Linked DNA regions of Mus musculus: region 1 is linked to region 2. A link is a loop called in an ENCODE intact Hi-C map of the cell type or tissue named here. Cell type or tissue: gastrocnemius. All regions are shown on one strand.

Region 1 (8,000 bases), 99 kb after region 2:
AGAGACGAGTTAACTAAGGGCATAAAGATCCATGTTGAATATGGGTGACACCCTGTAGGCTGAGCCCATGGACCAAATTAACAAAAAGGGAGATGGCCAACTGTCACATGACAGTCTGTCTGTCCCCTGACCATACCTTTATGCCATGATTTGAGCTACTACATGTTCCCTAAACCTTTTCCTCTTTTATGCTTCCTTTTCTTTGTTTTTACCATAGATCCATGAATTGTGTGTGTGTGTGAGAGAGAGAGAGAGAAAGATTGCACAAGTTTATGTGTATCATGTGCCTGCAGGTACCTGTGGAGACCGGAGGGTGTCAGATCCTCTGGAACTGGAATTGGTGGTGGTGGATAGCCACCTGATACAGATGCTGAGAACTGAATTGAGGCCTTGTGTTGAAGTAGAAAGCATCCCTAACCACTGGGCCATCTCTCCAGCCCCTTGTTCTCATGTTTTCCTCCTGGAGATTAAACCTATTTTGCTCCTGCCAACCAAACACTCTACCACTGAGCCACACTCCCAGCTCTCCGGAGTCCAGGAAGGCCTTGAACTTGTGACCTTGCTTCAGTGTCCTGAGTAGCTAGGATTTACAGGCTCAGGTGTGGAGAGCCGTGAGCAATCGCCATTACAAGATGGCGCTGGCCTCTGCTGTGCCTAACTGGTAAACAAGTAATGTGCACAGGTGCAATAGTAAATTCGTGCCAAGTCACTGCCCATCCCGGGGCGTAGTAGTGGGGTAATGAGTGAGCAGCCAATCAGGAGCTGACATGTCACACAGAGGGGTATATAAGCAGCACCATTTTCCTTGTTCGGGGTCTTCCTTCAGATGAAGCAATAAAGCTTTGCCGTAGAAGAATTCGGTTGTCCGAGTGAATTCTTGCCGGTGAGATACTAGCTCGGGATACTCAGGGAGACTGACCTTAAGTTCCTTATATTAGGCATTAACAGAGGTTCAGAGAGAGCTAACTGAATTTGTTTTTGAAAAGAGTTGGTTAATTTTTCTGTCACTTAACTTGTGTTAAGAGTAAAGTAACTCAGCCGGGCAGTGGTGGTGCACGCCTTTAATCCCAGCACTTGGGAGGGAAAGGCAGGCAGATTTTTGAGTTCGAGGCCAGCTTGGTCTACACAATGAGTTCCAGACAGTCAGAGATACACAGAGAAACACTGTTTTGCAAAACGAAACAAAATCAAAACAAAAAGCAAGCAAGCAAAGAACAACAACAAACCGAAAAGAAGAAACAATAAAGCAACTCACCGTGAAGTTCTTTAATGCTTTAAATGATCATTTATTTGTCCTGTGTGGTGGTTTGAACGGGAATGGCTCCCACAGACTCATGGGAATTTTTGGCCCATAAGGAGTGGCACTATTAGGAGGTGTGGCCTTGCCGGAGTAGGTGTGGCCTTGTCAGAGTAGGTGTGGCCTTGTTGGAGGACGTATGTTACTGTGGAGGTGGGCTTTGAGGTCTCAGATGCTCAAGCCCTAGCTCAGTGGCTCACAGTTTCTTCCTGCTGCCTGCTGACCTGGATGTAGGACTCTCAGCTCCTTCCCCAGCACCATGTCTGACATGCCTCCCACCATGATGATAATGGACTAAACCTCGGAAACTGTGAGCCAGCCCCAGTTAAATGTTTTCCTTCGTAAAAGTCACTTTAGTCCTGTTCTTTTCACAGCAATAGAGACCCTAACTAAGACACCTTGTGATTTTTGCAGTTGGCGATTTAGACAGAACAGTTTTATTTTCTCTATGTGTCTGTGGCTGGTTGCAAGGGCTAGGCAGTTCTTCCTCTGAGATTCCCTGAGAGCTGGCTGGGGTGGTGAGGACAAATGTGTGACTCTCACCTTCCAGTCAGCTACCTTGAGCCAGTGTCCCAACGCAAGTGGTAACTACACAAGGTCCTTTGAGGAACAGTTGTTTGGCCTTCACGGTGTTGGCCAAAGTCAGTCACAACCTAATCTAGATTTGAGAGCAGGGGCAGCAGACTCCTCTTGAGGCAAAGAGCTGGAGAGTCACATGGTGAAAGGTACGGGTGTATAAGGAGCAGTAATGGAGTCCATTTTGGGCAAGCCATCTAGTGTGCTCCATGAGGAGGCCACATGATGACTATGGAGCGGAAACAAGAAAAAAACCATGGTGCTGCTTGTGCAATGGAAGATTCCACAGAGAGCGAAATGTAGGCATAAGCAGGGTGCTCCAGGGAAGCGTGAAGAGCATCCCATGGGCGTCATCAAGCACTCTGATTGGACTGACGGCAAAGCTCCTTCATAAACTAGGGACAGCCCTCCTCTCTAGGCAGTTCTTCAGGGACCATGGCTGCACATCAAGCCACTTGTGATAGACATTAAATGGACTTTAAATGACTCCCAAAGGCTTTTGGGTTGAAGACTATCCCTAGATAACCTTGTTTGGTTTAGGAACCTGGGACAGGGGACTGAGGTGCATATTTTACACACTAAAGCAGACCTGGCCTTTAGGTTCTCCCAGCATCCCTCTGTCCTTACCTGGCATACACTGCACCCAACCCCGAGCTTTCCAGCCCAGGGGCTGAGCTGCCCTTCTGCCACAGGCTCTTCCCTATGTAATCCAGACATTTTGGCTTCTCTCTCTCTCTCTCTCTCTCTCACACACACACACACATATTTTGGCTTCTCTCTCTCTTTCTCTCTTTCTCTCTCTCTCATATCTCTCCTTCTCCCCCCCTCCTGTTATCTCTCTTTGTCCCATGGCTACTTCCCTGCCCTCCTTTCTCAGGGCCAGTGGACTCACCCAGCTTGAATTGGCTCATTTCATTGGCGGAGAAATAACCTATCAAACCTCACTTTTGGGAGGTGGTGGAGACTTTGGAAGGTGGGGTGTACAAGAAGAAAGCTAGGCCATTGAACTGCATGTCTTTGAAGGGAATTAATTGTACCCCAATCTCTCTTCTCTTTCTGCTTTCTCACCACCTTTAGGTGAGCACTTTCCTCCACTCTGTTCTTTGCATAGTTTACTGTCCACAGGGTCACGGGCCCAGGGCCAAGCTGCCAGAGACTAGCTAGAATCCCTGGGCCTAAGTCAGTATTTTCTCCTTTGGAGTTGTCTCAGGTTCTTTGCATAGTGATGGGACCTAATATATCATCTAAAAGCTTGAATGTCTGTCCAAGCTTTTAAAAAATATTTATGTTTGTTTGTATGTGTGTATACATGAACTCGAGTGTGCATGTGGAGGCCAGAGGAAAACCTTGGATGTCTACCTGCTCTGAGACTGGTAGCCTGCCACCCACAGAGCAGGCTAGAATGTATAGCCCACAAGCCCCAGGGTGATGGAAGTGGCGGAAACCCTGAAGGACTGAGTGAATGTGTGTTGTTGGCATGGGCATGACTGTGTCAAGGACCCTGGTCTCAGACCCAGAGGAGAAAGGCTCTGAGGAAAATGGCAGCGCCATCTGGTCCATGTGAAGGATAGTGTTTCTGGAAAATGTCCACCATATGTTCTGCTCCTGGATGTTTACAACCTGCAGAGTGCTCCCCTGCAGGCAGTGCTCCCCTGCAGACAGTGCTCCTGCTGCATTTAGCCAAACCTTTCTTTCCTTCCTCTAGTGGTTATACCAGAAACCCTGGCTCCTTTCAACTTTCCTTTTAACTACTCTGCCCCTTCAGCTGGATGCCATGACCCTGCCTCCCTGTTCAAGTCAATTGTCTCAGGCCTGCCTTATTCAAGGGGATCTTGAATAGACATTGTGTTAAATGGATGCCTAAGATGCTCTCTCCATGACCCTTGGCCTTGGGTGCCCATACTTTCTTCTGTTTAAACATGAGCTTCTGGGGTGCCTATAGACTCATGTGTTTGAATGCTTAGTCATCAGGAAATGGCACTACTCAAGAAGGATGAGATAGGGTCATGTTGGAGTAGGTGTGGCCTTGTTGGAGAAAGTGTGTCCTTGTTGGAGGAAGTGTGTCACTGGGGGTGGGCTGTGAGGTTTCAAAAGCTCATGCCAGGTCCAGTCTCTTTCTCTGTCTGTCTGTCTGCCTGTCTGCCTATGGTCAAGATGTAGCTCCCAGCTACTGTTCTAGTGCCTGCTTGTAGAGATAATCTCTTGTGTACTATGTAAGAGCATTCACCTGTCAATAAAAAAGCCTTTGGCCAATGAGCTGAGGCAGGATTAGAAGGCGGGACATCTGGTAGAGAGGGAGAGAGAGAGAGAGAGAGAGAGAGAGAGAGAGAGAGAGAGAGAGAGAGAGAGAGAAAGAGAGATATCTGGGGAATAGATGTGGGAGATTCTCTCTGGGAACTCTGGAGGAAGACAGGTGTATAAAAGCTGAGGTGACAGGCCACACGGCATGCTAAGATGGTAATAACAGGGTAATTCACATGGCATGCTAAGATGAGAATAATGGGGTAATTCAGTTATGGGCCAGTCAGTTCCATGGCCAAAGCATATGACCAAGATGCTTGTAACTATATTTAAGTCTCAGAGTCGTTATTCCTGGAGGAGCGGCATGTGAGGAAAAGCACACAGCTTACAGAAAACTCCATACTACATCTGCTGGCACACCGCCATACTCCCCACCATGATGATAATGGACTAAACCTCTGAAACTGTAAGCCAGTCCCAGTTAACTGCTTTCTTTTGTAAGAGCTGCCACAGTCCTGGTGTCTCTTCACGGGACTAGAACACGGAGACAGGAACCAAGCACTCACTTTTACCATCCCGTTCTCTGCTTCCTGGTTGTGGATGTCACATGACCAGCAGTTTCCTGCTCCCACTGTTTTGACTTCCTCTTGCACGGTGAGTGGAAATGAACCTTCTCGCCCTTCTGTTTCTCTTGCCAGAGCATTTAATCAAAACGAGAGGAAAAGAAATGAAGACAGCCCATTTCTTTCCTACCCAGCCCCCATACTGCATAGGAAATTCACAGAGGCAGATACAGATACTTCCTTTGTCCCGTGGAAGGAGAGCTTGTGCAATTTGACACAGGCTGGGTCACATCACTGGGAGAGGGGCTAGTGAAGGGAACAGGACACTGTTGGATAGGCACAAAAGCTCAGAAAGATCCAATATCTTGGGGTCTATGGAGGTGGGAGGAGAGTGGTGTCTTTTGTACGTGTGACACCTGGCAAGACTGAGCAGGGTGTTTGGGGTCCTTACCCAGTGTTCCACCTCAGCTTTCTAAAGATACCCTGTAACCATTCCTATATATTTCTTTTCCTTCTATTATCTCACAGGGGCTCATGTAGCTCAGGCTGGCCTCCAACTTGCTCTGAGCAGAGGGTGACCTTGAACTTCGAATTCTTCTGCTCTCACCTCCAAAATGCTGGGATAACAGGTGCGTGCTTCCACACCCAGGTGCCTGTGCTGCAGTTTTTCATGGCCAGAGTCTGGATCAATGGCTCTCAACTTGTGTGCCGTGACCCCTTTGGGGGTTGAACACCCTTTTACAGGGGTCATCTATCAGATATCCTGCATGCCAGAGGTTTAACATTATGGTTCATAATAGTAGCAAAACGACAGTTATAAAGTAGCAACAAAAATAATTTTAGGGTTGCATGTCACCACAACATGAGGAACTGTATTAAAGGGTCCCAGCATTAGGAAGGCTGAGAACCATTGGTCTGGATGGTGTCTTCTAGATTGTCACTGTTGGGACTGACAGAGCAGGTTTCTGTATGAAGATTTCAGTCAACCTCCCAGGCTCCCTAAGTACTCAGAGCCCTTCCTCGTCATGATCTCAGGGGTTCTCTGGAAACAGCTTCATGCTGGGCAGGATGGACCTCAGTGCCTGTCATCCAGCCGAGCAGTTGTTTCGACCTTCTCCCTCTCTCAAGCTAGAAGCTGGTCGTCTGTCCTCCGTACTGGTCTCTGTCCTGACTCATTGAGCTTGGTCAAAAGGCCATCCGCCAAGCCAGCCTTCACATTCTGCAGGCATTCTGAGGGCATCTCGAAGCTTCCCTGTTGTGCAAGCCTTGGAGTTTGAAATTGGCCTCCTCCCCCTGGCGTGTGGGATCTGGCTCGCCTGTAATTTTTGCAGACAATTCAGGGTGGATCTTGAGAATAATTTGGAACTTGGGGTACTGTGAGTCAATTAATTTCCCCAAGACATAGGAAATGTTCCAGACAGTGCTCTCAATTTGTGAGTCTCATCTCTCCCAAGTCATGGCTTAACTGCTCCACCCCCACTCTCCTCCCTCATCCCCCCTGCACTGGGATGGATTCAGGGTCTCAAAAACGCCAGGGGAGCCCTTGGCCGCTGAACTGTGTTCTTCTCTTTTTACGTTTTAAAATTTGACGCAAAATTTTGCTAACTTGCTCAGGCTGGCCTTGAATTTGCAGTCCTCCTGACTCAGCTCCCTGAGCAGCTGGGATTACAGGCATGTGCCTACCAGGCTTGGCTTGGCTTAAATTATCTGTAAGAGACTATTGTGGTTCATATGTGAAATGATGTTGTGACTTAGGAAATCCAAACTTGAGCGTATCAGCTATTTTGGCTTTGTAACTACAAGAAATAAACAAAAACTAAATTAATTAACTAACTAATTAATTAATTAATTTATGTGTGTGACATGTGTGTGTGTGTGTGTGTGTGTGTGTGTGTGTAGCCACAGTGGGTGCATGAATGAGGTCAGAGGATAGCTTGTGGGAGTTGGTACTCCCTTCCTACCATTTGAGTCCCAGGGATTGAACTCAAGTCATCGGAGATTGGCTGCAGGTGTCCTTACCCACCGAACCATCTCACTGGCCCAAAGAATAAGAAAAAAAAATCTCCATACTGATTGTGGAAAGAATGTATTCCCCTGCCCATAAAGTCAGTCTCTCCGATCTCCAAGTCCACTGCTTCTTCTCTAGGATCTACAGGAGTGGTCAGCAGGAACCAGCCAACACCTACTTTATTAGCATTCAGGAGCTTGTAGAATCCTATGCTCTAGTCACAGTTGCATTTTTACTGACTTCAGAGATATCGAGACCATTTGATCCTTACGGTATTCATTCAATTTTTTTTTTTGGACAGGGTCTCCTGTAGCTGAGGCTGACCTCAGTCTCCCTAGGTGGGCAAGCTTGGCCTTGAACTTCTGATCACCCTGCTGCTACCTCCTAAGTGCTTGAGGCTGTGTGTGTGTACTACGTGATAGTTTATATAGTGCCGAGAGGATCAAACCAGGGCAAACACTATCAACTGAACTCTACACCCAGCCCCCATTCAGCTGCTCTTAGTTAAATACTTGCTAAGCTCTTTCTATTCCAGCTTCCCTTCTCAGTGGTGGGAGGACATCACCAACTGAGCGGAAGAGCCAAATATTCTGCTACTGTTAGAATTATATCAGAGGTAAGGGAGGGCAAACTGTGCATGTGGCAAATGAAGATAATACAGATGCTTTGTGAAATAGTTTATAGTTGGTATAAAGTATTTTCATATGGATGCATTTGTCACTTCCTATTTGGCTAAGTCATTCAGTGTGAAAACGGACAGATATTTACTAGGCGGCTTTGTTTTAATCAGTGCTATCTTCATTTAATATTCAGAAATGCAAAAGTGTGATTTTTCTTTTTAGCACCAACTCCATAGTTGTATTTAGTTTTTAAACCATTTTTGTGCCCTAGAAAGACTAAATCAGTACAGTAACAAGGTGATTCTCTGCCACCCCCTTTCTCTATATGAATATGTGTATAGGAATGTATATATTTAAAGGTGATAGGTGCATAAAGAAAGGGCCGTGGGAAGATGACAGGTGCACTGTGGCACTAGGATGGAGGACTGCCATGGTAAGGCAAGTGGCCAAAGTGGACTATAAGACTGAGTCCAGAGGCAAGTATGTAGCCATTACTCCAGGCACACATAGCAGGTGTAGAAAACCGTACATCGAGAACTTATTTGGTGTGCAAGGGAGACTGATAAAGCCCCTGTTGCCAGAACATTGTGTGATAGAAACTCAGTAGACATTGATGAGGTTGGAGTTGGGGGGATCACTCGTAGCCTGGGAGGGCTGTCTCAGGAACCCGATCTTTGCTCTCAGGGAACCTTGGA
Region 2 (8,000 bases):
CTTGTCCTGTGCCTCGATGGGGTGGAGGGAGGAGATCGCCTGTCCTGGAGTGCTACAGCTCGGACAGCCTCGCTGTGTGTCCTGTCCCCGTGTCCTGAGGCTGAGGCTGGCTGAGCATGCACGTACACATGCATGTGTGTATACATTCGTGTGAGTGTGTGCTTAGTGGGGGAGGGCAGAAGGGCCATTGTGCATTCAGACTGTGATCTCTATAGTTGGGGTCTGGACAGCAAAGGATTCTGGGAACTGTTCCCTGACAGCCAGGTCCAGGGCAGCTTGGGAAGTTGTGGGAACAGGAGAGGACAGGTTAGAAGGGAGCGGCAGCTGCTGGAATGTGCAGGCCTGGTGCACCCCACCCTCCCTCAGTCAGGGTTGGGCCCTCTCGGTAAAGCCAGCACTCAGTCCTTCTCTAGCTGTCCCCAGCTCTGCCATCAAGCACCCCCTTCCTGCTCGCTCCTAGGAGGTGCTCCATACCCCCTGGCTTTTTGTTGGGTTACCACCAATTGGCCCAGCTAGGAAAGGCTTTGGGGGGGAGACCTTTTTGGAACGCCTAGAAACTTCTCTGAGTCTTGATGCTGGGAAACCATTAGTCCTCTGTACAGACAAAGGTTTTGTCGCTCACGGGGGACTTCATTCTGAGGAGTTAGGGAGAGACAGGGCCCGTGGGAGGACCAGTGGGTGGATTTCTAGGTCAGCCCCGCTCCCCAGGTGACAGCTGAGGGTCAGTCAGCCCTGTAGATTCTGGGTCCCCGTTTGCCAACCTCTGTAAGGGAAGCACGCCTTCCCTAGCCCATACCTACTGCCTTTAGGATCCAGGCCGCTTTCCCTGCTAGGGTCCCTGGCAGGCTGGCCCTCCCCCCCATCTCTCTAGGCTCAGCATCCATCTCTGTCTCCCCTCCTCTGGCTTGTCTCACTCTTCTCAGAGAGTGTGAGCTTCTTGTGTGCCACTGGCCTTCACACCTGACAGCCATACCCGTGTGGACAGGCAATGTCTACAGTGACTCCAGTTTGTGCTGTGCCTCCGTACCTGTCCTGCCTCTTGACTGGCCCAGGGTGCTTAGATGCCCCCAGAATTTAATCTGCTCAGGCCTTCGGTGTGCCTCATAAGGATAAGTGATAGCGCCCAAGTGTCCCTGTCAGGTTTTCTGGCCAGGCCTTGCCTCACACAGTTCAAAGGTGACCTAACTGGAAGGGAACTGAAGCTTGAAGTCATCAGGGCCTGGTGACCTGTGTGTGCTGTCAACACTCCTGGTCCTGATTCTGCTTGCTCTAGACTGGGAATGTGGGGGACATCACTCTACCTTGGGTTTGGTATCTCCTGGGAAGATTCTAGAAATCTATCCTGGGATCACGGCCTGTTCAGGCTTGTCTAGGGGTAGCCCTGTGGTAATGTAAGGTTTTTTTTTTTTTTTTTTTACTATAGTGGCAATGGCGGCTTTGTGTGAGTGTGAACGAGTGTGTAATGTGACAATGAAGAGGTTGTAGGACTGAAAGCACGGGCAAGTGTACAGGGCAAAAGTGTGCACACATGAGACAAGTGTGACTGTGTGTCAGTGTGAGGTTGTGTGCGCATGTGCGATTGTCTATGAGCATGTGAGAGCATGTGTCTAAGCTTAGAGTGTGGCTGTGTGTGGACCTGAGGATGCAGGGCTGTGAGGTATGTGTCTGTGTGCCACGTGCACGCACTAGTGCAAGGGCATGTGATTAGACTTGAATGAGGTTGAATGTGTGAGTCCATATGGTAGCCGTGTGCAAATGTATGTGTGGGCTGTGTAGGTGTGCATTTGTGTGCAAGCTCTGTGAAGGTGAGTTGCATGTGCACCTGTGTGAACTAGCCACTTGCGTTGGGGAAGTGCTGAACTTGGACTCAGGCCCACCTCTCCTCTAAGGTTATAGTCAATGTAAGTGAAACCCAGAGTCTTTCTATGAATTCTGGGAAATTCCAGGGAACTGCAGGCTCAACCCCCGCCCCCCAGGGGAGTTTCCACATTCTAGTGAGAACTTTGAGGCCTTTCTTTCTTTCCTTCTTTCTTCCTTCCTTCCTTCCTTCCTTCCTTCCTTCCTTCCTTTCTTTCTTTCTTTCTTTCTTTCTTTCTTTCTTTCTTTCTTTCTTTTTCTTTCTTTCTTTCTTTCTTTCTTTCTTTCTTTCTTTCTTTCTTTCTTTCTCTTTAAAAACGCAACATGGAAGAGAGTCAAAATAATACTGACAAAATGTATGTAGGATTTAAGACATAGAATCACAGGACCTTGCACTAGCATGCATTCTGAAATGTATATGTGTGCACACGTTACACATGACGCACAGACCCATACCTCACAATCTTATATCCCCAATAAAGGCATAGAATCTACTATGTGTTATTAGACACTCAAACTTAAAAAAATCAATTTAATTTGAAATCACATGAATGTGTGTGTGTGTGTCTGTCTGTCTGTCTTTGTGTGAGAATGTGCAAGTGAAGTGCCCACAGAGGCTAGACATATTGAATTCCCTGGAGCTGGACTTCCAAGTGATTGTGAGCTACCTACTATGGGTGCTAGGGACTGAACTTGGGAAGGAAAAACATGCTCTTAACTGCTGAGCCATTTCTCCAGGACCTCAGACACTAAATCTTTCGACATGGGCCCTTCCCCTATCCTCATGGCCCTGGAGTTAGTGAGCAGAAGCCATTCCCAGGTCTGAGGTCAAAACAACCGCGGTGTCTGTCCAGCTAGCCCCGAGCAGCTCAGTGCTGCCCTCTGCAGGCGCACGATCAGAGATTCGAGCCTCTTAGCTCCAGCCTAGGTGACAAAGAGCCTATCTGGCTCATCCAGTGAGACCCTCTTGCTGTTCATCCACACATGCAGAACATGCTTGGATGTGCATGTAGGGTAGCCATGTAGGTGTGCGCATAGCCGTTTCTTTCATTGGTTTGTATCGGGTTCCCAGTTTTGGGGGGTCACACCCTGTGTGGCATGCACACCAATAACAGCTGCTGCTGTTAAAGAATTTTCAGTAGGAAGAGAGTACTCCTCTTGAAGAATAGGGACTGACCCAGGGATCCCCAAACTCGAAGCTGGCCTTGGGGTGAGCAGTTTCATAGAGGAGCCTAAGGGGTAGGAAAGGAGTGACGCGTGGGACAATGGACACAGTGGCCCAACTGGGGCTTGGTGCAGTGGGAGAGTCGGGGGGTGGCATACTAGGGAGTTGTATAATGAGGGAGATGAGCTGACCCAGACTCCAGGGAAGGGGTCTGAAGAGGCAGCTGACAGATATGTGGTCCAGCATCCTCCTGAATTTCTTCTGTGTCTTTGTGAACAAGGGTGCAGTACCGCAAATTACCAGCAGATGGTGCTCTAGCTACAGGATTGAAGCTTAGGTTGCACTCTGTAATGCGTTCTTTCCAAGAATGGAAAGATGCTGGAGCCTAGAGGCCAAATGGCTTCCCTTTTAGGGCAAGAGGACCTTGGGACGAGGTGGGGCGGGACTCCACACTGTCCCTTCAGCTTCCTGGTCAGGTACCTGCCTGTTCAGCTTCTATTCTTTTCTGTCTCTCAGCGACTTTGAAACACCCCCCAGGAACATAAAGACCCCCTCTGGTCTGCCCTGGAGGTTTTTCTCTAGACTCCAGAGTCTGTTGAGAGTCAGACAGCCTTTTTAGAAAGTTCCTGGTTGTTATAATCCAGGGCTCCGCCCCACTCTCTTACTTCCCTGGACGGCCTGTAGGAGGAGATTCCTTGTCTGTTTTAAGCTGGAGTTGTTAGGACCAGACACAGCTCACTCTCCTGCCACAAAGATCTAGAGGCTTCCACAGGACTGGTTGGTGGGCACAGCTCTCTTCCTAGCTGAGCTTGGGGCTTGGGGGCTGTTCCTTAATGGCTGTGGGGACAATGGAGATTATGGAGGAGGGCCCTTCAGTTGTATATCCTTCCCTCCTCTCCTTTGGGGAAAGGGCTTTCCCAACTCTGGTGACTTGGTCATTCATTTGATCATTTATTTGACAAGCATTGTTTGGTGTGTCTATTTCTGGGGACAGAGATGGAGGTGGCCGGGTCCCATCACCAATAAACAGGTGAGGATGTACAAGGTGTCCCTCAGCTTCCCTCCGCCTAAATTATGTCTGCAACACAGAATTACAGTCATCACTGCCCACCTGTTCAACCTAGAAAGCTATCCCCCTGCTTCCAACCTGCCCTGGCCTGTGCCCTGCTGGCCACCTGCCCTGATCCATGCTCCTGCTGGCTACCCAGCTCTGTGTCCATTTTCATGTCTGTTTCCCAGGCTGTCACCTCAGTCTGGGGTGGGTTCTGGGTTCTCCCCAGTGTTACATTTTTCTCTCACTAAGGAAAGCCTTTTTCTCAAACTCCAGGAGCTGGGAGGAGGTGGGGCAGAAGCAAAGACACAATGGATGAAGGTGACCCAAAGGGACTGTTCAGATGGAAAAGAAGACCCACAGACAACATGGGGAAACCACTCACACAGCGAGTGTGCGGAGGCTGAGCCATGCTTGTGAACCATGTCATCAGCTGGCAAGGAGAAGACAGGCAAAGGTCAGGAAAGGTCAGCTTGTAGGGGTCAAAGGTCAGCTCGTAGGGGTCGGTAGGGACCCAAGAAGAGATCCTGGATATTTATGTCAACTTGATATGAGCTAGAGATATCTGAAAGAAGGGAACCTCCATTGAGAAAACACCTCCATAAGATTCAGCTGGAAGAAATTTTCTTAACTAGTGATTGATGGGGGAGGGCTCAGCCCATTGTGGGTGGTGCTGTCCCTGGGCTGGTGGTCCTGGGTTCTATAAGAAAGTAGGCTGAGCAAGCCAGCAAGTAACCCTCCTCCATGGCCTCTGCATCAGCTCCTGCCTCCAGGTTCCAGCCTGTGTGTTCCTGTTCTGACTTCCTTCAATGATGGACAGTTCTGTGGACGCATAAGACAAACAAACCCTTCTCTCCCAGGTTGCTTCGGTCACGGTGTTCCATCACAGCAATAGAAACCCTAACAAATCCAGGACGGATGCTTCGTGTCACCCAGGAGTTAGGAGTGAAAACTGAGGTGACCAAGGAGCCCTTTGACGTTGGCAAAGGTAACCATAGAGCCTGCAGCATGGGGAACAGCTGGGTCTCACTGGTTTCCCGGGCTGCTACAAGTTAGTGGGGAAGCTCAATTCTATTTGGTTGGGGAGTGGAGGCAGAAGGATCAGAAGCTCAGAGACATCTTCTAGTCTGCCACTAGATAGCAAGTTTGAGGCCAGTCTGGGCTACAGGGGACTTTGTCTTAAAACAACAACAACAACAAACAGTCATTGGGTATGGTGGCATGTATCTTTAATCCTGGCACTTGGGAAGCAGAGGCAGGTGGATCTCTGTGAGTTCCAGGATTGCCTGGTTTACATGTGAGTTCCAGGAAAGCCAGGGCCACACAGCGATACCATGTCTCAAAACCAAAACCACGGAGCCATCTCTCCAGCCCTCCGGACTGTTGGCACTCATCGCTCTTGCAGAGGTCTCACGATTGCTTCCATTATCCAGACTGAGTGGCTTACACCCACCAGTAACTCCATTTCCAGGGATCTGATACCCTCTGGCCCCGTTGGGCACATGCACACACATGTATGCATGCATATGTATGTATTACGCATACTTGCATCCATTCATCCATAATAATAAAAATAAATAAAAAATGAGAAAAAGGGATAAAAATTATTTGCCAGCCAGGTGAATGTCTATACTCCTTGGAGGTAGGTGGGTTATGTAAACCCGGAAGTTTAAGGCTAGCCTTGGCAACACAGCAGGACACTGTCTCAACCAAAAATAGAACATTACTCATTAACCCAGTGATCCCATTACCAAAGTTTCCCCTAAGATTGGGTTTGTAAAAGTTCACACCACCATATGTTCAGGGATGTATACTATGCCATTTTGTGTAAACAAAAAACATTGGAGTCCAGAGATGCTTGGAATGGAGGAGTGGATGGAAAGAGTCTGCTGTTTCAGAGATACTGTTGCCTGGGAGACAGGCCTTGAGAGATGGATAGTGTTTCCTTCTGTGGAATTAAAATCTATACAGTCTAGAGCTGTATCCCAATTGGTAAAGTGCTTGTCTAGCCTGGACAAAGCTCTGGGTTTGATTCCCAGCACCATATAAGCCAGTGCCTGAAATCTCAGCACTAGGGAGACAGGAGGATCAGAAGTTCAAGGCTGCCCTTCTATACATAGCAAGTTTGAAGCCAGCCCGGGCTATATGAGAACCCGCCTTTCTTAAAACATCTAGACGCGTAGACATATTAAGAGTAAGTAAAGGTTGAGGACATGGCTAAGTAGGGGAAATCCATGCTTAGCATGTACCTGGTCCTTGCTTCGGTGCCTAACACAGCAAGCAAGCAAGTTAGGGAACAAATGAATGAACAAACCCAAGCACAGCAATGATGAACACAATCTGAGTTCCTCAGTATCCCTTCCTTGCAGGTTTCTTCTCAGCCTTCGTTCCAGTCACTTCCCACATGTTCTGCAAGCCCAGACATTCCCCAGAGGGGTTCCAGGAAGCTCTCTCTCCACAAAGCTCTCCCTGGAAGCAGCCTGGATCCCAGCGAGGCGGGGGAAGCACTTTGTCATGTAGACGGCTGTGGAAGAAGTGAACGGAAGCCATCAGCAGATTCTGCCTTGCCTGGCCCAGGGGACTGTAGATCCTGGTTCTCAGGCCTGACACCCCATAGACACCACCCTGAAAGCTCTAGAGCAGCCTGTGGGTCATGACCCCCCCTTTTGGTGTGTGTGTGTGTGTGTGTCACCTATTAGCTATCCTGCATTTCCAATACATACATTATGATTCATAACAGAAGGAAAATTATGAAGTAGCAAAAAATAATTTTGTGGTTGGAGGTCACCACAACATGAGGTATTAAAGGGTCACTATGCTAGGACGGTTGAGAATTGCTGCTCTAGGGCATCAGGGACTTCAGTCTCTGTCTGGTGGCTCAGCCTCACTCTCCTCAACCTCAGGCTCTCTGAAGAGGCGCTCAGCCCAAGGGCCTGCGCATCTGGAATTATCTTCCTTGTGTATGGCTGGCTCCTTCCTCATCTCACCTTAGCTGTAGATGGGGACCTCCCTAGACTTGGAGAACACGTTATTCTCGGATTTGTTGATCTTACCCAACCTTTCCAGCAGACAGATTGCTCCATTAGGATAGAAAAGCGGGCTCTTACGTCACCACCCGATTTCCAGTGTCAGGGACAGCACCCAGCACAGAGCGCATGCTTAGCCAATAGAAAGACAAGCTGCATCTAACAGGCTCCTTTCCCCAGCACTCTGGTTGCGTCATTCCAGGATGCTGACCCAGCTTCCGGCCTTCAGGTATTCCCCAAACACACCTGGCAGGTCTTCACCTCTGCCTGGCTCGTTGCTTCTGCCCTGGCTTTGGAACCCAGCCTCCCAGTCAGTCCCTCCCTCTGAAACTGCTCTGTGCCTCCGTGTGAGTGACTGGCTCCTTCCTCACCCTGCCAAGGTGCTGGTCCACACATACCTTTGTCTGTCAGGGCACAGCGCTATTGTACTCAAATGAAATGTCTGTCTGTCTTTTGCTCACGGCTGGCTCTCGTGAAGGGCAGGGCTGGGCTGACTCAGGACTGTATTCTGAGCCAGCCCAGCCCAGTGTCTGCCACACAATGAGCAGGATGAATGGGTGCTGACTGAAGTCTAACCTTGGGCTCTCACTGTATCTATTCAGTTGACAGGTCACCACCGGCAGAGCACTTAGCACATGCAGGGTACTGAGCTAGGCGGTGGGACCAGAGAGCATCTTTTGGCTGCAAAGGATTGCCAGTGTAGAAGAAGAACAGACCTCCTTGAGAAATCTAGTACAAGTGAGAAGGGTGTGAGGACTAGATTGGTTTCTTTTTGCTGCTAAGACAAATGATCACCCCAGAGTCTTAAACACACACACACACACACACACACACACACACACACACACACACACACACACACACACTCACACACACACACCCTTTCATGACTGGAAGATAG

Evidence for each region. A loop is a pair of places that touch in the nucleus more often than their neighbours do. Peaks named below come from ENCODE experiments on the same cell type or tissue, not always from the same donor. Only the 100,000 strongest peaks of a DNase experiment are listed, where the experiment ranks them.
Region 1: it touches region 2 in a loop (2.8-fold over the local background); 14 of 42 quality-filtered maps call a loop at or near these places.

What each region holds. Positions count from the first base shown.
Region 1 is chr11:100,178,662-100,186,661 of GRCm38, reverse strand. It overlaps Gm39022 (a long non-coding RNA gene), which reads right to left. Exons shown (of 5, transcript XR_880210.3): 5 at 5,272-5,993. Among named protein-coding and RNA genes, the nearest start is that of Krt9, 11 kb to the left of the region's middle. In gastrocnemius, no CTCF peak of the experiment used is centred here; a DNase peak (open chromatin) is centred at 4,542.
Region 2 is chr11:100,277,516-100,285,515 of GRCm38, reverse strand. Gm14206 (a long non-coding RNA gene) reads left to right here. Exons shown (of 5, transcript XR_880211.2): 2 at 4,350-4,530; 3 at 4,934-5,061; 4 at 6,443-8,000. Among named protein-coding and RNA genes, the nearest start is that of Krt42, 12 kb to the right of the region's middle. In gastrocnemius, CTCF peaks have their summits at 2,746 (motif pointing left) and 3,325 (motif pointing right); DNase peaks (open chromatin) are centred at 2,737, 3,326 and 4,198.